Linked DNA regions of Mus musculus: region 1 is linked to region 2. Evidence: chromatin loops called from intact Hi-C (ENCODE). Cell type or tissue: left cerebral cortex. All regions are shown on one strand. Each heading gives the region's core, and the rest is flanking DNA. Links, peaks and the distances in the headings are about the cores only.

What was found. Peaks named below come from ENCODE experiments on the same cell type or tissue, not always from the same donor. Only the 100,000 strongest peaks of a DNase experiment are listed, where the experiment ranks them.
Region 1: it touches region 2 in a loop (9-fold over the local background); 2 of 42 quality-filtered maps call a loop at or near these places.

The regions. Positions count from the first base shown.
Region 1 is chr2:63,174,463-63,186,741 of GRCm38, forward strand. It overlaps Kcnh7 (potassium voltage-gated channel, subfamily H (eag-related), member 7), which reads right to left and starts at 9,825. Exons shown (of 16, transcript NM_133207.2): 1 at 9,540-9,825; 2 at 7,594-7,824. The coding sequence starts at 9,615. Gm34110 (a long non-coding RNA gene) reads left to right here and starts at 9,241. Exons shown (of 3, transcript XR_866371.2): 1 at 9,241-9,840; 2 at 11,699-11,787. In left cerebral cortex, for the core only: no CTCF peak of the experiment used is centred there; DNase peaks (open chromatin) are centred at 3,388, 3,876, 4,725, 7,709 and 5 more places; H3K4me3 peaks cover 5,076 bases; H3K27ac peaks cover 6,607 bases.
Region 2 is chr2:62,915,900-62,928,178 of GRCm38, forward strand. The region is part of intron 2 of Kcnh7 (potassium voltage-gated channel, subfamily H (eag-related), member 7); the gene reads right to left. Among named protein-coding and RNA genes, the nearest start is that of Gm52513, 46 kb to the right of the region's middle. In left cerebral cortex, for the core only: a CTCF peak has its summit at 9,634; DNase peaks (open chromatin) are centred at 7,065, 8,084 and 9,611; H3K27ac peaks cover 1,780 bases.

The DNA of each region.
Region 1 (12,279 bases), core at 2,975-10,974, 260 kb after region 2:
ATTTTCTCCTTTGGTGGTACCTTACCAGACAAAAATATACCAAAATATAATTGGCATATAATTTCTAGTCAACAACTCAGAAAAGTCTAAGAATAAAAGGGAATAAATCTCATAATTATACAAGGATTATAGCCCTGCATTAGCTAGCCACATTCCATTGAATTTAAAAGTTCCAGGTAGAGATTACATTTGTCCAGTAAATCAAGTTTAAATTTGAAAATACTTAGAGAAAACCACTCCTTCTGGTGTGCATCAAACTTATATGTATCCTATGCATAATCAATCAGGTCTATGGTTAAGAACTAAAATAAATGCATGTAGGCTATAAGAGCATCTCATTTGAAGACAATATAATAAAGCCTATAAACTAAGACAAGGATAGACTGTATTTCTCATGCTCTCTTGCTCTGTGCTCATTAATGCTTTGCTTAACTTCTCTTAATTACAAATGAACTAATTTGGAGAATGGAATAATATGATACTATTGACTCACAATATTTCCATGGTAAAGCAATAAAGCAACTTGTATAAAATACCAGACACAGAAATTCAGTTCAATAAGTATTAGTTCTTTGATGAAAAACTGGATTTTGGTATAAGGCCTCAGTCCATTTATGATGGTCACCTGGAATTGACATCTGACGAGCACATCCACTGTGCATTCATTTGAAACCTTGCATCAGTAAAGATAAACTTTCAGCATGTGAAATCAAATATAGGGTTAATAAAGATTTCTCAGAGGAAGAAAGAAAATGTTAATGTATGCAAGAAAGATAAATGGAAACTCGTTTAAAAAATTTTCACTCATAAATCTTTGTATGAATTTAACATTGAGTTTTCCAAGTAGGTGTGATTTAAATTTATACGTTGTTACAGCAGTGCAAATTTCTTATTTGTCATTGTTACTAAATATAGACATCATTGTTAAGAAAGAGGAAATAATAATCTGACTAAAAATTAATTACTTACAATAATTATTTTTTGGACTTTATCTGGTCATTATTACATTAGCGCCAACGTGTCATTACTGTTAAACAATCTCAATAAAAGATGAGCAGAACTGGGTATAGTGGTATACCTCCACAGTCTCAACACTCATGAAGTTGAGGCAGGAACATTTCAAATTTGAGGGCAGCCAGGCTAAACAGCAATTTTCAGGTCTGCCTGAGCTACAGAGTAAAACCATGTCTTAAAAGAAAATGAAAAAGAAAATACTAAATGATAATGATAAACCACATATAAAATGCCAATATTGAGTAACACAAGTAGTTATTAGAGATACTATCTCAAACAAACAAAAAAAGAAATCAAATATTAACCAAGCTAATATATATATATGTCATATATATATATATATAAATGATCATTAATAAACTAAGGATAAAACTATCCTAAAGATTATATGTGATTTTTATAAACCAAAACATCACACTTTCCCTACCAATTTTTCAACTTTTATAAATTTATGGTATTATTTTGCATTCCATGTTCATTCTTCAAAGCACATTTACTAAACTCAAAACTTGTAGCCAGCATTGATCTACATTTCTGAGTCCTTAAATCAGGAGACTTAATATTTTATGCTTGTGTTCAGAAAATAGATTCATTTAATGACCATAACTTATAGTATTGACCATAATTTTTAGTCTACTCCAGAATTCAGGCTGGAATCAAGAACCAAACAGCTAGACATTCAATGGAGTGAACTCTGGAGGCAATCAGGAATTACATCAGAAAAATGTCTTTTCTTCCTTCTTCAGAAGATCTGTGATGGTCAGAAGGTCAGAAGTGGAGGAAAAGGCCAAAGAGAAAATAAATCTTCTGAGGATTTTACATAGATAGCCTTGATACGTACATACGTACATACATACATACATACATACATACATACATACATACACACATAGATACATTGAAACTTACAAATATATGTTTATATATACATGATTATATATATGTATATATATATATACACACATTGCAATAATCAAATATGTTTGAAGCATGAAATTTGTAGGAGAAACAACCTTGCTAATTATCCCAATTAACTGATCTTCTCTGAACACAGTACAGACAAGAAGCCATGTCACAGATAGTGTTGTGGCCAGGATACCTAGGTTTAAAAAAGAGATGTTATTTTCTAATATGGGAAAAGGAAATTAAGGTAACAGGAAGGTAAATTTGAGCAAGTTAACCTTGATATTAGAGATGAAAAATTACCTTGTTTTATGTAAATATTTTCCACTTGAAAACCCAAGTAAATTTGATTCTGAAGGCCACCAAAAACACTGAATAGAAGTGCTGAACTTTATTCTGAGAGTTTTAAAGAGTATAAGTTTGCAGCCCATGGCCTTGCATAGGTGCATTGAGCAGTGAGGAAAAGCTGCTAAGAACTTGGGACCCATCATCAATTTTGAACACTGGGACCTGACAAATGACTCAGACTCAGGCTCTCTCATCCCAGTGTTCTTTCTGTAAAGGGTGATTAGTAGGGCACATATTGTATGGAATTGTACCCTTTACTTAATGCATAAAATTCACTTACAGTGATTCTTAGTTTCACTAAATCATCAGTGTGATTCATGTTTTAGCAAGAGCCCTCTGATGGCAATGCGAGAAGCCGATTGCAGAGACGGAAAACAATACTTCCATGCTTCCAAAAGTGGGTCATGTAGAATTTAATCAAAGGACTTGACAGTGAATGGAGAAGCAGGAGAAGTACTGTGCAATATTTTTTGACCAGGTAGATAGACGAGAAAAAAGTTAGAAGTGATTTTCTGGCTTCTGAATCAAATGGCAAGATGAACAGCTCATCTCACTGCTTCATACTATCTATACCCACTAGCTCCATGAGCTCAACTGTCCTAAGATTCCCTCAGAAGCTGGCTGCAACAGACCCAGTACCTATTTATAACAAATAACCAAAACAGAGAACAGAGCAAACACAACCCCTTCAAGTTCAGCAGAAAAGCAAGCTATTCTGACTATCCTATTCTGTCCCTTGAAATCGATAAAAATAACCAAGAAGTCATTTCCTAAGCCACCAGAAAAGATTGTACCTTTTGGCATCAGTGATCACGAGTGTACAGCTGGAGAGTACAGTATCAAGCTAAGATCAGACCTCTCCAATCTTCAGGACCTTTTGGTTTCATATGAGACAATAATGAAATGAAGTTTTGCAGTTGTAGGAGGACTACTTTATCAGAATGGTTATTTTCTTAAGAGATACAATGGATCATGTATAAACTCCAGAAGGCATGAGATGTTAGGGAAAGAAAATGAATTTTAGAATCTCAGATATAACAATGCGCATATGGGATAAAGTATGGAGAAGTCGAGAGGGAAAGTGAAAGAAATCACAGGCAACACACTCCTTGGAAAACTTTCCTGTTGCTTGAACACACACACACACACACACACACACACACACACACACACACACAAACTATATTGCTATTTCTGTATTTAAAACCACCATCTGCATCTCTACTACACAATCCAAGAATTAGAAGAGCAGAATATATTATGTGCATGAAGCTTATGTAAAGGTATTATAATAGTTATTTCATATGACTAAAATTTTAACTAAACCGCATTGCTTCCTTAAGACGTCATTATAATGTGCAAGTGACAAAGTGTGGTAAAAGGATTATATTAGTAGTTATTTTAAAGCTGGGGAAGAGAGAAAGAGTAGTAACTGACTCTAAATGTCATAATGTTCCTCTCTACATTTCTCTTTGTTTATAAACAACTTCCTGTAAACATCTTTGGTTTAGAAATTGCACTTGAACTTTTGTTGTGCTGTCGTATACCTCAAAACATAGACCACCATTGCCCTGTATGTACCTGTAATTAACATGTCACCTAGGAGAGAGAGGTAAATCCCAGAAGGAGCCTTCACTCTTACCTGCAGAACAAAGCCTTTTAGATCTTTCTGCATAGCTTGCAGGGACAAGAAATCCAATGTTAACCAACCAAGGCCATTTTCAACTTTAGTGGAATTATACATTGCCTCTGGTACTCTGAGCTGATGGGTTAAGGACTCTCCTTAGCCACTTTCTATTCTCTAGCTATTGAAAAGCAGCACAAAGAATAGAAAGACAACTACGTGTAACACTGCTTGGTTGGTAAAATTGAGACTATACTGTGTCTAGAATCTTAATGCTAAAATCATAATGCTCCCTTATTTTTACTGAAGTTTACTTTGGTTTTCCACATTTTTAAAGTTGTTTAGAAACTTGTGCTACACACTTATATAGTAAGGTTGTAGGGTGATCAACAAGCTATTTTGATGATAGGGTGCACTAAAATTCAGATAACCAAGTAAATTAAAGTAGAGCAGATTAAGCTATTGTTTTATGTTTCTTATTCCATCACCTACAAGCCACAAACAAGAGAATAAATAATGTTTTCCAGATCCCAATCACGACCCCATTTTAAGGTATTTTTTTTAAACATGAAGGTATCACCATATTAAAATACATGCCCACCCTTATATAAGCCTCAGTGTAATTATAGTTTTATATAATTAGAGTTTCGTGTCAAAAGATTTACAGCTTCATCACCTCAAGCAACATTCAGAGCTGCCAAGAATGATTTATGCAATAATGACTTAAACTGTAAAATAGAATTCTCAAAGGAAGAGCTGTCAAGTGCTTCTACTTCAGATAAGTGGGTTTTTAAGAATTGATATTCTGGTAAACAGCAATCTCTACTCTACCTAGAACAGTCACATACTGAGCAAGATAGGAAGTACTGCTTCTTAGTGAACTGTGCGGCATGTCGTGTTTCCACTGGGACCAGCTCTGGCTTCCCCTGCTCAGCAAGCCAATGAGGCACTTCAAAAAGCAAGCTTTCAAAAATAATGGTTCACTCCTCAGATATTTTGATGCTTAAACGTATTTTGTTGATCCATCATGAATGAATGGAAAGCACAGAATATAGGAACACTTCCTCACTTTCTCATCGTGAGATACATATATATATATATATGACTGAATTGCTGAATTAATAAAATAGGAAGCATTTACTGAATAGAATCAAGAATAAAAAAAAAACAACAAAAATACAAGTGATTGAAGTAGATGAACTTAGTTAAAAGGCATTAAGGAAACATTAAGAAACAAACCAATGAAAATATTTCTATGTTGTGTTTTTCTTCTGTCTGTCTGCTTTTATAAATATAAAGTGGCCTGCAGCAGGTCAATAAGAGGTGAGACTATCAAAGCATTTGGGTCTCATAAGCTTTTACTGATTTTATAGCTGTCGTGTGAATAAACCAACAAACTCTCAAAATTAAGCCATCCACTAGTTTATTGGATCCCAAGAAGGGAAATATATCTCTATCTTAACCGTCTTCCAGGGGATCTGAGTTAATAACCTTTCCTTGGGGGGAAAAATCCGTGAGTTCATCTATTTATTTCCTCTACTAACTAAAGCTAAGTAGACAGTTTCTTGTTGACTCTAAAGAGGCGCTACTCCTTAGAAGCGTGCCATACCTGAAAACATCAATAAAGACAAAATTTGTATGAAAAAATAACATATCTATATTTCCACAAACTTCCAAAGGTTCCTTGTACAAAATTCTCTCTAGTCTCTCTGTCTCTCTCTGCCTCTCTCTGTCTCTCTCTGTCTCTCTGTCTCGCTCTCTCTCTCTTCTCTCCCCTCCCCCTCAAAATTCATATAGCTAAGCAAAGCATTCAGACATACATTTGCAATGGGCAATACGCTGACAACTTTACTGCAGGCTTGTAACCAACAGGTTTGTGCTTCTCTATAAATTTCCTCTTGAAAATTGTTCTGAGCTCATCTTTTCAGTTATAGTGAATGAAGTGATGAGTGTCCAAAATTCCACATTTTAGTTTCAATACAATAGATAGAATTGTTATTTAAAACCAAAAATTTGCTTAGCAGCTCACTGGCTTAACTAGAGTAGTACTTTAACTTTTTTAAAGATGAAAACATTCTGAAGCAATCTTGAAAATATAACAACAATTATGTCTGCCAAGCCTTAAACAACCATGATGTAGACCATGTCAACATCCTCTGGAACATTTAGAGAAGAAATAACCTACATTTCAAAGAAATTCTTAAAATTTCAAAAGGCATACTTCTTGGAACAAAATAGGCAAAAGAGATAAGGTGCAGTGCTTTGTGATAGTCTCTGTGAAGCAGTATCTCTAACAATGAAGCAATTGGGCTATTTATAATATACAATGCTACTGAGCGGAAAATAAGAGTGAACTGGGAAGAACTTACAGCTCAATTCCTTTGCTCTCTGATAATCATATAATTGCCTTCATTCCAGAGCAATATAAAGTCATACAAACCTGCCTTTCCAGTAATACTCGATTGCAATTCCCACTCAAGTGCAAGTTCATAGGATGGAGAAAAATCCAGTAATTAAGAACTGTACATTTCTTACTTTGAAACATTTAATTACAAGAAAATAAGACAAAGAATTAACCTTTCTTTTGCTATTTTTTTCTCTGTAGTTTTCAAATAATAAGTCATAATCCGGTGTAGCCTATAGGATAGCATGCATTGCCAAGCTTAAGGGTTTTCTAAAAGTCTGAGCAGATTCTCCTCACCCTCATTAATTTTTGTAAATAAAACAGCAAAATAGATGATGCAATATTGGCAAAATAACCTACAATGTACTTGTTTTCTACAAATGTTTTACTAAATGGGTAATTTACATGTGTAGATGTGAGACTACAACTATGCTTTAAAGTGAATTATGTGAGTATTCATATAGACTAACCTATTTATATTCAGTTATTTATATCTGAATATATATGTGTGTTCACATGCATGCATGCATGTGCACATTCATATGTGTATGCTACAATGTAAATGCATGCACATTGTTCCCAGGGAAAGGCTATAAGAAAGTAGTGTGTCCTTGAGCTTGAAATACTAGTCTTAATTTTAATACTAATAACTTAACAACTTAACAAGTGAATATTAATAACTGCACATTCAGAGCTCCTTTTCTGTATTTCTTACAAGTAATGTCTTCTACATCTCTTATTTTATAACAACTGCATGGAACCAAGTTTAGTCACTCAGTTGTAGAGGTTTTTATAAACTGTACCTAATCTTCTCTAAAAACAGTTGAAAGACACAAAAGTACCAACAACCAACACTTTAAAAGCCAAGATACACTTATCACTGCACCAATGTTCATTTCAGATTACACTGTTTTAATGAAGACCGTGGTAATATATTCAATGTCAGGCAGATAGTATGTACCGACTCACACTATGCATGAAAAATGCAAACAGTGAGTTACTAATTCTCACACCACTCCCTTGAAAAGTGTCAGGGGTGACTTATGGCATTTTCGTCCTTGGTGACATTAAGTTACTGCACCTCTACAGAGTTCAAACAAGGTATGCTTACACAAAGAAGAAGTTTTGTCACTGGTCAAATAAGAACATTCATACTTCTCAGATACTGAGACTTTACATGTAAAAAAAAATTCCATCTACAATTAATTATGTGAGGTTTCGTCTGCATATGAACTTTTGGTAATCGGAATTTCACTACAAGGGAATCAAATAGAAGGAATCCTAGCTGGATCCACATTACCATTCTTGTGATAGTAGGTGACCTCCACTTTCCTCTCCTCTGACCCCAGCAGCGCCTGGGCAATCTGGGCAATATCATGCCTCTTGGTCTCAGGCCCATGGAGAAAGTCACAGGTACACGGCTTCTGCATGACATCTGGCCTGGAGAAACCCGTCATCTCACAGAAGCCATCATTGCAGTAGATGATAGCACAGTTCTGCACTCTGGCATTTGCAATGATAAATTTTTTATCTGCAACAAGAAGATGGTAGGACATCTCTTTTAAAATCTTCCCAAAGGTTCTCACAAACACTAAAGCCATTTGTTGCATAACGAGGGTCAGAAATACAGTGGCTTCCCCCAAATGCCAATCATTTAGACCTTTCCAAGAGAATTACAAAAATCACACACACACACACACACACACACACACACACACACACCCCTATACAAACTTGAGGTGTGAGATCTGTGGAAATACGTGATTTAATACAAGAAATTAAGACAATTTCTCTTCAATTGCAAGAACAGAAATTTCCAAGTTGCCTAGTTCTCAAGCTCTTTGAGTCCCAGGAGGTCCTGGTGGACACACTGACAAGCAGTTTGCCAATGGATAATTCTAGAATGCCATTTAGTTGAATGATAAAAATTTCTTAAATTAGAAAATTAAAACATTCTGTAACTGCCAGGTTTCTCACTTCAACTTTGACTGGACCTTAGAATGCAACTATCTTAAAGTACCTTATTTTTAGATTTGCTTTTACTTGATTTCTATAAGGAAGGCATATGGTTTTCTTTTTTTTTAAATACATGCTTATATTTTTTAAGACACTTATCTTTAGCAATGAAATGACTCCACATTTATTAACAATAAATAAAATAAACCTTCATACTTTCATAATGTTCAATTCCAAAAGATAAAAAGAAAATGCACACTATACAGTTTGAATAGTGATAGAAAACAGTTTTTAAACTTTCTGTTTGGAACAAGCTATAATTTTATGTAATAGATATTTTAATTCAAGTCACATTAGGTGTGATAACAAGTTATATTTGCTATTTCCATAAAGAATATGGAACAGAATAGAGAAGTTAATGTTGTTCACAGGTACCAGATCTTCACATCACTAAGTGCAGTACTGGAGAAACATATAATGTATGCAACATAAATGCACGCTGAGGTAGATTTAGTGCAGAATACAAATGGATAACTACAGGATTTTAAATTATTATATTTATAGAAAATAATTCCTGGTGGCTTGCTTACATGAGTACAGAAATTTTTTTTCTACATTCAATCTCTGTGGGATTTACAGACTGCCCTTCAATTTTTAAATTTCTACACCTTATATTTAGGGAGCGACAAAGAGACACAAATACGGTTTTTCAGTAGTGAGCTGCTTGCACTCAAACCAGTCCACTGCTCACCAAATTATTCTTTTGCGTCTATTTTCAGTTTCCGTACAAAGTTCAGTTTTAAGAGCCAACTAACATCAAGCAAACAGCATCCTTGACATTCCACAGCCCAGCAGTTTACCAGCAGAAAACAGTTTGCATAGCTGTTGGCATCGCCACTACCATTTACATGTTCTTGTTTCCAGCCTATAGTCGGTTCTGCTCCTGACTTTACAAAGTCTGCCACAGAAAAAGCTTTAGAATACAAGCCCATGTTTTACCAGCACGTTCCCTTTAAGGTAGTAGACTAGTAGGGCATGAAGTAGCAAGGCAGATAATGGAGCAGTGGGAGAGGAGGATCAAATTGCCTTGTACAATGGAGTCCATAATATAAAATGTAAATCCAAATTAATATTAGAACACCCCCGCTGCCATCTGAACTGCCTGCCTGGCTTTCCCAGCCTCTAACTTGACAACCTGGAGTTGTCCATCCCTCTAGCTTGGAAGTGACGGACGCCAAGTGCTCTACCAAAGCAGAAAGCGAGCGACAGGGAGAGAACAAACGAACTTACTCTGCCCTTCAAATTTCCGTATGATGGTCCCCAGGAAGGTGTTTTGCGGTGCCACATGCCCCCTGCGAACAGGCATGTTGCCCCGGGTCTTCGCCGAGCGCTCCGAGCTCAGAGTTCTCCCGGGATGTCTCCCGGGCTAGAGCCCAGGCCGGCGCGCAAGCCGCTCTTTGTGGCAGCGCATCTTCTTTGGGGAGCAGAAATCTCTTCCCATTAGCACCACTTCGAGACACCCGCGTTCTCCGCCGAAGTCCAATCCATCCCGCTCACCTTCCGGAGGGGGCCTCGCACCGGCCTGCGTCGAGTGAGAGGCTTGGGGGCGGGGAGGGGAGGAGGCGGGGTGCGGGAGGTGGCGGAGGAGGGCCGAGGAACGCGGGGGGCGGGCTGGGCTGGGGTGGCGGGGCGGGGAGTCACAAGGGCAATCGATCTGTTTCTCTTCTCCCAAACAGCGCCAATTTCTCAGTGCAAATGGGCTTAACCTGGCTGTTGCCCAGAGCCCCAAGGATTGCTGGTGGGCGGGGGTGGGGTAGGGTGGAAGACTTGTGCGCCTTTTGCAGGAAGGGAAAAAAGAAAAGGAGGCAGGGTGGGGGTTGACGTTACTGTCCCCGCCCTCTCCCCCTACACACACACACACACACACACACACACACACACACACACACACACAGCCTTTATCCTGGGAGCTTGGGCGCCGCCAGAGCTCGGGTTACTCAAGCGTGCCTTATCGGAAGGCAGCCAAGAAATCTCCCAAACTCAGTGATAAAACAGCTACTCTGGGAAGGTGATCTCCATGGCCACTAGCCACAGGGCTCCATCCTTAAGGGATTCACACTATGGTAGCTAACACGCCCTCAGTTGCAAAGAAAAGACAGGTGGGAAGCCAGCCCAGCCCTTTAATGAGTGCTTCTAGGCTCTGCTGGCGCTCGGGATGCTGAAGATCGAAGATGAGCCACCTAAGAGTGCAGGTACAATTTCAGGGTTCAGCTCTGACCCTGACACCCTCAGGGGTGGTCTCTGAATAAAGCCAGGACTATCCAAAGCACCGCTGAGCATACCGGGTTTCCCCAAGGGAGTCCCAGAGGAGTTGCAATGATGAGGGTGACTGGGTCTCCCTTGTGCTAGAGGTTGACAGAACGATGTTAAGGCCAAAGATTGTGTAAGCAAATGGTACAAAACAAGCCCAGAGTTTGAAAAGGGTGAGGCTGAGCGCCTGGGAGAAGGAACAAAAGGTGGGTGGGGCTAGGAGTTCCCTGCCTTCAAGTGACCTCCCTTGTTAATTACCTCCTAAACCCAGTAGCCAAATTCCTTCTGTTTTCTCACCTTTGCTAAGGGAGTACTTGCATAAGACAGAGTTCCAAGGGAAACATTGAGACCTCTTCCTTTTAGCTTCACAGAGGCTTCCCATGTGGGAATCTCTTCCTGATTATACATGCACTTTGTTTGGTTCATATGTTCCTGGAGACTTAAGGCAAGCTGTGCTAAGGAAACATCTTTTCAAAGTAGATTTTTCCAGGTTTCTTCTCCTCTCCTCTTACTTCTCTCCCTTCATTTATGTAGTCAGCTTTAATAGCTCTATCCACGCCCCTTTTTGTAAGTATTTTCGGTCACCATTTCAATCTGCAAAAGAGAACTTAGACAAATCTCTTGTTTCTGGCTGTCAATAAAGGCCCACAGACTTTCATAAGGACATATAGCTGCATGGATGAGGGTCGCTGATAGATCAGGGTGCAGCCCATAGTCCTGCTTTGTCTACATCAGTAGGGTTCACATTATCTCAGTTATACCTCAAATATGAAGTGAAATAATCAGAGTGGGGCTAAGTGACAAGAGGCAATGTTCACTTAGGAGGGTGAACATATATTGTGGTAAAGAAGGTATATTGTGAGATTCACACAACACTTTTTTATATTTTAGAAAACTACACCCCCAAATTCTAAATAAAAACAAGAACCGAAGAAATTCTAACTGTTTTCATTGAAAGTATTGAAAACAAATCCAAAGGAAGACAGTGCCTGGAAAAGTTCAATTTTCTAGTTATTAGCTTGATTTTTCTTGACTCTGTGCAGTTGTGTCCATTGAAATATTGAGGACACACTTTTCTGATACATGGTTTCTTTTCTTTTTTCCGTGTAGGTAGATTATTTAGTGTTTTTCTTCCCTAGATGCAGCTGTGCTTGCAAGAACCATTCCTGGTTTCAGAAGCTAAAAATGTATGGAGCTATCCGTGGTGCTGATTCTTAGACTGCCATTAGTGAGTATTCATTGAGGATGCCAACCAATGACAGTGGAACTGCAAACTCAGTCAAGTGGCTGTTAAGACACAAAACCCTGATCTTAGTCACCAAATGCCTAGAAAAACACAAGTTGCTATTTTTGAGACATTTCTTAAACACCTTCCCATTTTACTTAGCTTTTAAACTAAACTCAAGTTCACATTACCCACCAAATCAAGGACTCCAGAGGAGAAAAGAATACAGTGTGTGGATTGTAAGTTTTCCGTATAAAGTTTCATTGCCTATAAGGTTTCGTGACACAATAATACAAGAGCAAATTATAACAAAGCAACATGGCTGGCTAATACATTTTAAATGACTTGCCAGCTCAGAAAATGAGAACCACTTTAAGGTAATAACCATTCCCATTGTATTTTGTAAAAACAAACGTTTTCTCTACTACAGGATACGAAGATTTGACATGCAGAAGTTTACTGTGTAATGTTTCTGCTTATGATTGAATATTTTCT
Region 2 (12,279 bases), core at 2,484-10,483:
ACATGTAGTTTCAAGAAATGTTGAAATATATAGCTACTCTTTAAGAGATAGAAGATGGATGTAAATTACCACTTTATCTAGGAAAGATCATCCAAAATATGACTTTATGATCTAGCAAATGTGATCTTCTAAGAAAAAAAATCAAATTCACAAAAGGATGTATATACAGGAAATACTTCACAAAGTTTTTATATTTATTTATTTTTCATGCCTTTCACTAAGAAAGGCCACTATTTTTGAAGACCCAACACACTTGGGTTGTAAGACACAGAGAAATCAGATTATATAAGATTCTTGTATAGGCCACCACAGCTCCTGTGACTTCGTAAGTAGAGTGTGTCTGTCAAGTACAAAGAAGGCACTATTTCCCTCTGGTCTGTGCCACCCACCTCACCCTCTCTCCTACACCATTTTGACTAGCCAATCTCTGCCTCTTATCATTTTTCTTCTACTTCCTTCCCTATGGATTGAGAGTTTTATAGACAGGAGGTTTTGTTTTGTAGATCTTCCCTCCGTGGCTGAGCACTCTATAAGTACTTGTTATCTACCCTTTGACTAGTTATGAGATTCTGCACTAACCACGGTTCACTAAAGTAAGAAATTCCTTAAGGGGCTTTGCATGCTCTTCTAATGCCCAGTTATACACATGCAAACTTAAAGAGCAGATTGATATCCCAGAATAACAGTCATAGGTTCACCTCTGGAGCCTGTGAGTTTCATATGCTTGGGTTCTGGAACATGTTTACTACAGGAAGCACAGGTTTGTCCCTGTGGGGAGGGTCTGACATCCAATCAGAAAGCTGCTGGTTATCCCAGATCATCTGCAGCATTCTTCTACCAATGGCATATTTCTCCATGCCAGTTCTTACAACAGTTCATAGGATTCACAGCCCAAAAAGAGTGTTGAAAACATCCTCTCCTAGCCCCACAAATCTGTTCACTGACCTCCACATGCACATTATGACACACACACACACACACACACACACACACACACACACACACACACACACGCATATACACGCACATGTGTGCACGCACACATGCACTCACACACACCAAATACAATGTAACACAATTTGAAAGACCCACAGCAACTGTGGCATTATGGGAGCAAGTTGACGAGATGAAGCTTTTTGGTAAAAGAACATGTGTAGCCAAGTCTAAGGATTTGAGTGTTTTCTCTGTGAAGTACATGGGAAAAGGACACCTGCAGCCAAGCATAAGGGTCCAAGTCCTATCCTGGCGAAGTACAAGGTCAAAGAAGAGGTTGATTCATATTTGCTGTTCCCTGACCTCCACATGCACATTCTCTGTCTCTGTCTGTCTCTGTCTCTCTGTCTGTCTCTGTCTCTGTCTCTGTCTCTCTGTCTCTGTCTCTATGTCTCTGTCTCTCTGTCTCTCTCTGTCTCTCTCTCTCTCTCTCACACACACACACACTCTCACACCAAATAAAATGTAATACAATTTAAAAAATTAAGTAAAACAGACACGAATCCCTTGTTTTCTTTCTTTTTTTATTGAATATTTTCTTTATTTATTTACATTTCAAACGTTATCCCCATTCCTAGTTTCCCCTCTGAAAACCCCTATCTCCTGCCCCCTCCCCCTGCTCACCACCCACCCACTCCCTCTTCCTGGCCCTGGCATTCCCCTACACTGGGGCATAGAGCCTTCACAGGACCAAGGGCCTCTTCTCCCATTGATGACCAACTAGGCCATCCTCTGAAAAGCAGGCATTGCGATCTAAATAGAAACACTTTAGAAAATATCAAGCTACATAGTAAATTGTCTCATGATGGATAGAAATTTCATTTTGTTATAAAATATAATTTTTTATATTCTACAGTGAATATTGTTTAAGTCAAGCCACAAGGGACACTGACTATGTTTGTTTCCTTTGTTATTTATATTGCGTAAATCTAAATTAAAGCTAAATGACTCTTATATCAATTTATAGGACTTATCCAGGTTTTTTATGATCAATAAAGTGTATTTGTTTTGTGGAAATACTGTTTTGTATTCAATAGGTAGAAAGCTGATAATTTTCAACACTTCATGGCAAACACCAGGAGAAACTTGGCTCATAGATTAGCACATGTGCAAATACATTGCTGCATATGCTCACTAGCCAAAGAAGATTCCAGAGGATCGGTGGCAGAAATTCATGGATTTGTTATAAAAAGGACAGAATAGACAGAGTTGTTCATTGTAGTCTTTTATTCATTCAAATTATGAACAAAATTATTGTTTCTAAGTGGATAATTTCCAAAGAATTTTAAATTTGTGCTAGATATTGGTATTAACTATCCTAAAACACGCATTTAATTTCACATTTGTTGATCATTTCATACAGCATAATATCAGTGTAATTGTGTTTCTAAAAGGTGGATATTTATGTTTTTCAGTGGATAATTCAAAGTCTGTGAAAGATTTATAGGTATGGATGTTTAATATAATGCACAGGTGACTGGCAGAACTTAGACTGTATTTTGAATTTTCATTGGTCAAATTGACATTTGAAAGGCTTTTTTCATTATTGTTCCTGTCTCTCTTTAACTTTAGCATGGTTAATTTTTGATTTCTTAATTTCTTCTTCTTTGTAAAATAAATAAAGGAACAAAGGCTCCATCACACAGCTACTAGACAGTTGGTTCAGTAGAGCTGTAATTATTCCATTGTGGTGGTCTCTTAATTGTACGAATACACTTGAAATGTAAGCTGTTTACTTAATAAGTTATAATGACTTTCTTCAGAGACAGAGAGCAAAATGCTCTTTGTGTTTTCTAAATTTAAGTGTTCAATGTTATGAATACACTGTGCAAGATGTAGATGAAAAATCTTTGGGCACATTATCAATGTTTACCTCTTGGAGATCTGGAATGAAAGTATGGATGGCTGGAACTGAAACAAACACGTGGGCTCATTCTAATGTTATGCACATCCATAGTGGCTGAGACTTCACAATCAACACATTGTAACATCCATGACCCAAAGTCGGTCTTCAGGAATTCAGCCATGATCTCTCCTGTGTAAAGTATCATCAGGCTGGGTTTACACAGTTATACATGGGGAATTGTTTTCCCCATGATCAGGTAGGCATATTTCACACAGCATTCCTATGCTCAAGTAGATGATAATTACAGTTTCTTGACTTTTATTTTAGTTGATTGGTTTTTAATCAATCGCTCATTGAACTGGTTGCTGGATATTACCACGTTTACTTTACAGATTTTTCAGAATTGTAGGAAAACTGGGGCATTCCTACCTGTGATTGCCTCTGTGCAGACACCAAGTCACTTAGCAGAGAACCTGAGCTGGTAATCAGAACTGGTAATGTTGCAGGCATGGAGATGTAAGAGCATGTAAAATTTACAGGTATGTGAGTCAAATCGCATCTGCTTTGATTTTGCTCCTGGGTTAGGAAACCTAATCAGGCTCCTGCCTTTTTAACTTCCTATGTTTATTTGATTGTTTTATTGTTTACATTTCAGTGTTTTATAAATTGCTTTCATCTCTGCTTGGCTGTTTCAGTTTCCCACAGGGGAAGTGAATCCTTGTATCTGACTTCTGGGAGATCTGCTTCTTGTCCACAGATTTGCATTTATGTGACCTGTCTACTGCCTGCTGGGACTCCTGAAATAGTGCTCATCTGCCTGTTGAGTCATCTTGCTGACCCCAGTTGGATCTATTGTTCCAGATGCGATCCTGGACAGCCAGCTGTTGCCTGTGGACACATTTCTTGCATATTATAGCTATACTGTTATGTTAAGCCAGGTTGGTTCATTTGAAAGCTGAGACTCTTTATCAGGGGATAATCACAATTTTCACATCTCAGGTACTGCAAGCTGCCCAACCATACTGCATAGAGCTATGATGCCACACCACATCCCAATGGCATTGCCAACATCTCTTCCACTATTGTTACTTATTGTTTTAAAATTATTTTATTATTTTTGAGTGCAATGTTATGCCTATGTGGGATTTACATGTGAGTGTGGTGCCTGCAGAGAAGAGAAGAGAATAATGGACCTTATCTCTGGAGCTGGAATTGTAGATTAGGGTCCTCTGGAAGAGCAACATGGGCTCCTAAATACTGAACCAGCTCTCCAGACTGTCTGTATTTATTTTTAAGACAATGAACTTATTTTTTAATTGGTTAGAATAAATAATTTTACCTTGGAAATTAGAAACTTGTGTTTTTGTGAGTTGAAACATGAAAACTATATCAATGAAGAAAACTAAAATTCCTCTTTAAAAAAATAACTACCTTCCAATTATTTTCAGACTTAGATCACAGAGACATTTTATAATCAAACCCTCAACCAAAGAACTGTAAAATTAATTTGAACCAAACAATTATTTTTTTCAGTGCTTTAAAAATTATGAATGATTCTTTCTGATAACTAAATCTCTTGAGGGGAATGTGTTCTGTCATGAAGAATCACCTTTTATAATCATATTATTTGTTTTTTTTTTAAAAAACTAAACCCTAGAGTGTTGAAAGAGGTCTGTCCTTAGCAAAAAGTACATTTTTTTTTTCTAATGGCGTATCATTCTTTCTTTGCTTAAGAGATCATGGCTGTCTACCAAGTAACTGGAAATTTAAACTGATGTGAGGAATTTAAACTACCTCACAGAATTTTTCTTATAGCTTTAGTAGCATTCAGTTGGCTAAAGATTTTCTTTAACACTGTTATTAGGGAATATTGGTGCAAGAAGATTAATTGCTATTCTTTAAAATTTTTAGAAATATGTCTACCCTGTTATCTTTTTACCTTTTGATTTCTCATCTGGAAAAGTTTGGACTCTAAGGGTATTGATAAGGAAGGAGATGAGATTTCTTTAAATTCAAAAAGACCAAGATTAATAAGTTTAAACCATTTGCACAGGGCCCCCAATGGAGGAACTAGAGAAAGTACCCAAGGAACTGAGGGGATCTGCAACCCTATAGGTGGAACAATAATATGAACTAACCAGTACCCCCTGAAGCTTGTGTCTCTAGCTGCATATGTATCAGAAGATGGCGTAGTTGGCCATCAGTGGAAAGAGAGGCCCATTGGTCATGCAAACTTTATATGCCTCAGTACAGGGGAATGCCAGGGCCAAGAAGTGGGAGTGGGTGGGGGAGGGTATGGGGGACTTTTGGGATAGCATTGGAAATGTAAATGAAATAAATACCTAATTAAAAAAAAAAGAATGTTGGTCTGAAGTAGTCTCCTTGCATAGAGGCGGTGCAGGTGGGGCAGCCAGAGAAGCTAATCACTGCTTCCTCTTATACATTTTTAAACTTTTTTTACTCACTTTATTTTCTTTTTCATTTTTTTTGAGTTAATTTTATTTTATTTTTATTTATTTATTTTTGGTAGGACAATTAAAATTTTTTAAAATTTTATTTAATCTGTTTTTTACAGTCCAGATTATATCCACCTCTTCATCCACCCTCTGACTGTTCCACATCCCATACCTCCTCCCCTGTCTTCATGAGGATGTCCACACACTCATCACCTCCTTCGCCACCAGACCTCCCCACTCCCTGGGGCCGCCAGTCTCTTGAGGGTTAGGTGCATCTTGTCTGAGTCCAGACCTGGTAGTCCTCTGCTGTATATGTGTTGAGGGTCTCATATCAGCAAGTGTATGCTTCTTGGCTTATTTATTTATTTTAATCTGTAAATACTCCCTTCCCTTTCTAAAATATCTTCACAACTATAGAACTATGTCTACTGTTTCTATAATTCTGTTTTTGATTTTGCTTGTTTTTATGAGAGGCTAAAAATAGTAGTGAGTAGGATTTTGAGCTAACAAGGGCAATGATGATGACCAAAAACACACTGTGAGCAAGAGAGAGGTTTGCAGAGAAATGTGCAGAAGAGTTATGAAAAACAACTTAATCACATCTGCTGGAGGCATGGAAAATTGAAACTTGGTCAAGTAGGGAAATGCACTACCTACTTTTCCTGAACTTCCTGGGAACCATCCAGTCATGAATATCTGTTTTCAGTTGGATAGGCACAGGAAGAAAGCAGGGGAGTCATGTGCAAATGATGCTGAAGACATGTTGAAGGTTGCTTGTTTGCACACTGCTACTCTGGAGCTGGTCTAGGTGGAGCTGCCAATGGATTGTGGGTCTTGGATGAAAGACCTTGAGGGTCGAACGTCGAGCTCTGTATCCAGCTTCTTTCCTGTTAGTTTCCTTTTTACCTTGAAACTTCAGAGAAGGCACCTAACCTAATTTTAGTTACTCCTGTAATATTGAGAGCATGGAATGTATTCCTTCCCTCACCATCACAGACTTAGAAAAGAAAGATCTGGGAGGAAACTGCTTTACAAGCTACAAAGATTATATGAGCATTTTTGTTTCCTTTTCATAGAGAAGACTCCATAATACTCAGCAAGTTATTAGAGCCCTTTCATTAAAGGACTGTTCTTAGCTAGATCTTTTCACAAGTTCCACATAAGTTATATTTAATAGTGCCAGAGTCTTTCCATATAGGCATTACTCATTTCATTTTATCGCTGAAGAAATAGAACATAGTGAAACCCAATCATCTACTTATAAGCCATGAGTTCCTAAGCAACTGAGCTAATGCATCCTTATCAAAACTTATAGCTCTCCAAATAGAATTGAGTCCTGAGGACTATGAAGCCCCACCCCTGTGCTGTGGCTCACATCTCAATGAAGTCCAGCCTGGCGTTGTAAATTTTGCCTTTACTTCCCCACAGGAAGTGGTGAGATGGATGAGAGGCATAACCCAGCCATGTGACTACATGGCTCTGCCTGCTCCCAGAGTGTTTTCTTCTCTGTTATAAGCATCCCCAAGCCCATGTCTGGAAGCTCCTAGTCTCCATACAATCTAATCTTCCAGGCTGGCCAATTCAATCCAGCTTCACTCCGCTTTAGACTTGCTCTGCCTAGCCTCTTACGAACTTTGGAAATCTGTTCTAATCTTCAGGCTCCTTCTCATTCTCTGGCTCACTCTGTCTTCACCTGGGTCTAGCTTGTTTTCTCTGGAACTTGTTTCTGTAAATGGTCCCAGTAAAACTGCCATACTCACCTACCATACCCCACACCACACACCCCCGATTCTCTCTCTTGTTGTTCTTAAATAGCCTCTCTCCCTTCTGCTGTTCTTTGTGAGTTAGGGATATTCTATCTCTGACTCATCCTGTCAAATCGTTCTCTGATTTGTCACTTTGCTGCTTAATTAGATGTCACTTTCAACCATAGCTGCTTTCTTCTTCAAATTTACCTTACCTTAATTGTTAGGGATTACAGGTGTGTACTAAGGGTGCCTCTGTATTCCAGCCCGATCATAGTCTGGGTGTGATCTCTTGCCAGAGCAGTCATTTTACCAGATTAAAATTCCTCTACATGATGTGTTTGAGAAAGTTTGCTCAGAACATGTTTTTGCTGGTTTCCAAAACACACGACCATTGGCTGGTCACTTCTCCAGGTTTTCCCTTGGCTATACCTGCTACTGACTCTGATTCTTTCCAGTAAATATCAGAATAAAAAAATCAGACTCGTACAGAGGAGAGGGTTAGATGTGAAACAGTTGTCACTGGAAACCTGTTTCATAATATCTTCCTAGGATTCAGTTTGTATCTATTATCTCATTAGTGCTTCTCAGCTTTGAACTTTTCCTTTAGGGAAAGAGTCTCAGAAGATATCTTCTTTTAATAATTTTTTTTATCTTACTGTGAATCTAATTGTTGGCTAAGTCTCTCTGAGAATATTCATTATTTGTAACTTGGAGTAAAATAATTTGCCTTCCTTTAGAAAAGTTTCCATGAATTGAAAAGAGGGAAGCTTTGAGGGGGTATAGTGTGTGTGTGTGATGTCTGTGTCTCTGTGCGATTTTTGATAGGGCACTAAGTGGGAAAATAAAGTTAACATTTTCTAGAAGGGCAAATAGATTTATCTATCTCTTAAAAATCATTGGATTATAATACGATAGCTAATCTTGGTTGCCGACTTGACTGCATCTGGGAACAAAAAACCCCACAAGCTGTTAGGCACTCCTGTGGGAAATCTTTTTGCTCAGAATATTTTAAGTAGGAAGATTCACTCTAAATCTGGGTGGCACCTTCTGGTAACAGCTCAGATAAATGGAAATGGACAAGAAAACTTGGCTTTTTGTCTGCTTGCCTTCACGTTCACTAGCATGCTCCTATCTCCCAGTGCTGGGGCATTCATTTGCCAGTATTAGAACAAAATCGTTAGGGATTCTAATTAGCAGCTCTCCAGGAACTCTTTATGACTTCAGGTCTGGGTTAGTATTGCTGAGTTCTCCTGGACTAAACAATCCCCAGATTCTCAGCCTTTCAAGAGTGAGGCAGCCACTGTTGCACTGCCTGGACAGTAGCATCCTGCCAGCCTTTCAAATATACATCCCATTCTTTCAGTTCTGTTTCTTTAGAGAAATCCAAACAATACAAGACATGTTTGATTTAAATTATCTCAAAGTATTTTACAATGTTTTAGACTTGGATTTTAAAATTTCAAATGTGCATTGTACATATTGGAGAGACCTCAACAACATAATGTATAACAAACTAGACATGAATGGATGGCAAATGAAGATCCTTTCAGTGCCTAAAAGGGTTAGGTAATAAAATGTAGCTATGAGTTTAGAAATCCAAAACTAGGGCTGGTGAGATGGCTCAGTGGTTAAGAGCACCCGACTGCTCTTCTGAAGGTCCAGAGTTCAAATCCCAGCAACCACATCGTAGCTCACAACCATCTGTAATGAGATCTGACTCCCTCTTCTGGAGTCAGCTACAATGTACTTACATATAAATAAATAAATCTTAAAAAAAGAAAGAAAGAAATCCAAAACTAAATTCAGATAAATAACAACGACAGAAGAAACTAAAAATGTCACCCCTTGTAGATTTTTGCCTAAACTTGACTGGATGTAGAGAAAATCATGGATATATAAATGTAGTAAAAATTGAATGTAGGGCTACATATACTTATAAATAAAAACAGAAAAGTAACTTCTAGGTAGGAATGGGGTTTTCTCTTTTTGTAAGCATTCTTTGATATCATTAGCTAAACAAATGCATTTATGCAGAATGGATCACCAAATTGTTATTATTAACATTATATTAACAGTTCTACTAGAAACAAAAATTGAATTTCATTCTGATTTATAAGACTGTTTGATATGGCAACATAATAAAATTTAAGTTGTTTTCTGTCTACGGAAGGCTTTATAGTTGGAATGACTCAGTAACTAAATAATTCCATTCAAATAGGAAACCTGGCTTAGGATAAAGAGAAAAATGCACGAAGCTTTTGATTTACCTCTTTGTGTGTGTGTGTGGGTGGGGGATGCTAGGCTTATAGATTAAGCTTAAGATGTATAAAGATTATGAGAATCCTTAAGAATAACATGTTAATTTTAGTAGAGAGACAAGGTGTACCTTATTTGTGCTGACTGAGAAGTGAATGAAGTAGGAGGAGTGTCTTCTCAGGACCCAGATGCAAAGCTTATCTCTGTGAAAATCACAACTATTTAAACTGTTCCCTTGGTTTCCTCCTAGGATGAAGGCATCTTCATCCATTCCTGAGAAATTGAAAAGGAGTCCCAGGCTAAACACAGATGAATTCAACTCTGGTTCCTGTAGAGGGAGATGAAGTATTTCTTGGCTGAGGGCAGCTTGTAGGGAAAAGTACAGCAATCTCATTTCCAAGGAGGGAGTGTCCTTCCTGACCCTCTGCTGTGTCAATATCAAAGTTTTATTTTCTCACTTTCCATTTGGAGCTTGGAGACTCTTCGGTCTCCCTAGGGTCTGACATATTGCTTACAGCACAGAACCCTGAAGACTCCTTGGTGTAGTGAAACAATAGGGGTACAGTTTAAAGGTAATGGTTGAATAACTAGCCCTGCCTCTAAGAAGGAAAGGGAGAGAGGAAAGACATGCATTGAAGAGAATGGGCATATCTGGCAGGGGTTTAAGTCTCCCTGAAGGTCTGTGTCTTTAAATGACCACAGAGGCAGTGAGTTATTGAGGATCCTTGGTCAAGGTAGATAGGGAGGGTACAGAACAACCAGACAGGATACAGTCTTCAGGAAGACAGTTAAGTGGACCTTTGGGGGAAAATAGTGTAGAGATCACAGTGATTTCTCCCATGTAGCATGTTCTGATAATGGTTTACAAAAATGGTTTCCTTGATAGGCAAAGGAAAACTTTTCTTTGGATTGAAGGAGTGCTACCAACCCTTTCATGATGAACAGCTGGGTTTACATACCATCCTTCTTCAACTACACTTAATGTAGATCAGGTCACACATCCTCCAGTCTGGTCTCTTGAAAAGTTCTAGAAAATAAAGCTCTACGGCCTTTCTTAGACACGTTAGAGGCATCATGGCTATAGTCAGTATGGCCTCTTTGTTGCTATTGGAGCTCTCTCTTGCAGGAGTATCATGTTTAAATTATTTAGGGTTCACATACATGCCCATTACTTAGAAGATGTTCGAGAATCTAGGTCTTGGAAAAATAATATTCACTTAGTTCCAACAAGGTGAAATATAAGAGCTAGTTCTCATTCCTTAGGAAAATATTTTTTAATAGGGCAGTAGGATGATTAAAAATAAAAATAAAATAAAAACTTAGGGGCCAGAGACATGGCTCAGTAGTTAAGAGCACTGACTGCTCTTCCAGAGGTTCTGAGTTCAATTCCTAGCACCTAAAACCATCTGTAGTGAGATCTGATGCCCTCTTCTGGTGTGTCTAATGACAGCAATGATGCACTCACATACATAGAATAAATAAATAAATAAATAAATAAAAATAAATAAATAAAAGCTTAATAAAATTTAAACATGGAAACAAATTTAGGACTCGCAGTAAGTATGAATAGCAGAGTTCCACAAGGACAAGTCACAGATCAGACACAGGATTCCATTTTTTTCTCACGGATTCCATCTTATCCCATCCTTGGACAGTACAGTCCATTAAGTTCAAGTCAGTTTAATTCATTTGCATTTGGCTTGCTGCCACTTAACCCAATACTTACTAATTACGAGATATTTTTAAATGCTGTGTACCTATTAAGAAATAAATGACTCGTTTAAGAGAAAGAAAATAAGAAGATATCCAAGCACTCTGCGAAAGGTGATGATGCAGGGGGAGTGCAGCTGAGCAGGATGGGAAGAGTGCATCGCTGAGGTGGAGATCAGAAGGAAAAGTGTCACATAATGTTTCCCAGTGTGAACCAAGGGCAATACAGACAGACCCATCCTGATTTCCTCATACAAATAAACTTAGGGTAACAAAGCAACATAATTTTCCCAGCTTTCAGACAATAAGGTGCGACTATGACGAGTTATGACAGCAGGCTTTAGACAAGCCCTGGGTATGGGCACACTTCCTAAGCAGAAAAATTTCCATTTGACTTGAAGTATTAGTGGTTGCCATTATTTTTGACAGATTGAAGCAAATCGATGCATTGGTCCAAATTTTGAAACTGTGGTTTTAAAAAGAGTTCTAATTCCAGGAGGACAAATTGCTCAACTCACTTTGCTAATAACTACACTTTCAAGGCCATTAATGATGGAAGAAATTACAATAAGTCAACAACAAAGGATAGCTATTTTAAGAATTTCACAAAATATATGAGTAGCAGAACAATACAACAATCACTATTATAACAGCTTAGTAAAAAATAGAACCATCATTTTATTACAGCCAATGTCAAGGTATTTAGGACACGGTCTTTGCAGGCCAGAGCTTACTTTTTAACCTCATTAGGAGGACTGGCATTACAGGTCATGACTTGTCTGTCCTTTCTAACCATGGGACGTTTTGTTTTACTTCCAATTCTTTTTGGATATCTACAACATGTATTTAAATAAAATATTTTCCCATGATACAATTTATTTGCATAATATAAATCACTAGATTTATTATATAACTAGGTTGTTATATCACTAGACTGACACTACGTTGAATATAGTGACTATTATTCACCTGGAAGTCTATCTACAATATCAAATGTGAGTGGGAAACTGGCAATAGATTGTCATTAATTTACTGGGACTTGGTCTGATTTATAGTTAATAAAACAAATATCCAAGAGAGATGCCTAGTAAACTACCATTATAAAGGGATTCAACTTTGCTAGAGAAATGTAGGACAGATACATCGATGTTGAAAGACTAAATTGCTGAGTGTGACTCTCTCATGCCCTCTCAGGCTTTCCATTTGAAAATGATAAATATTGTGTCTCCTGGAAGGACTGAGAATCTTAAAGCCCAAGTCAATTGTATAA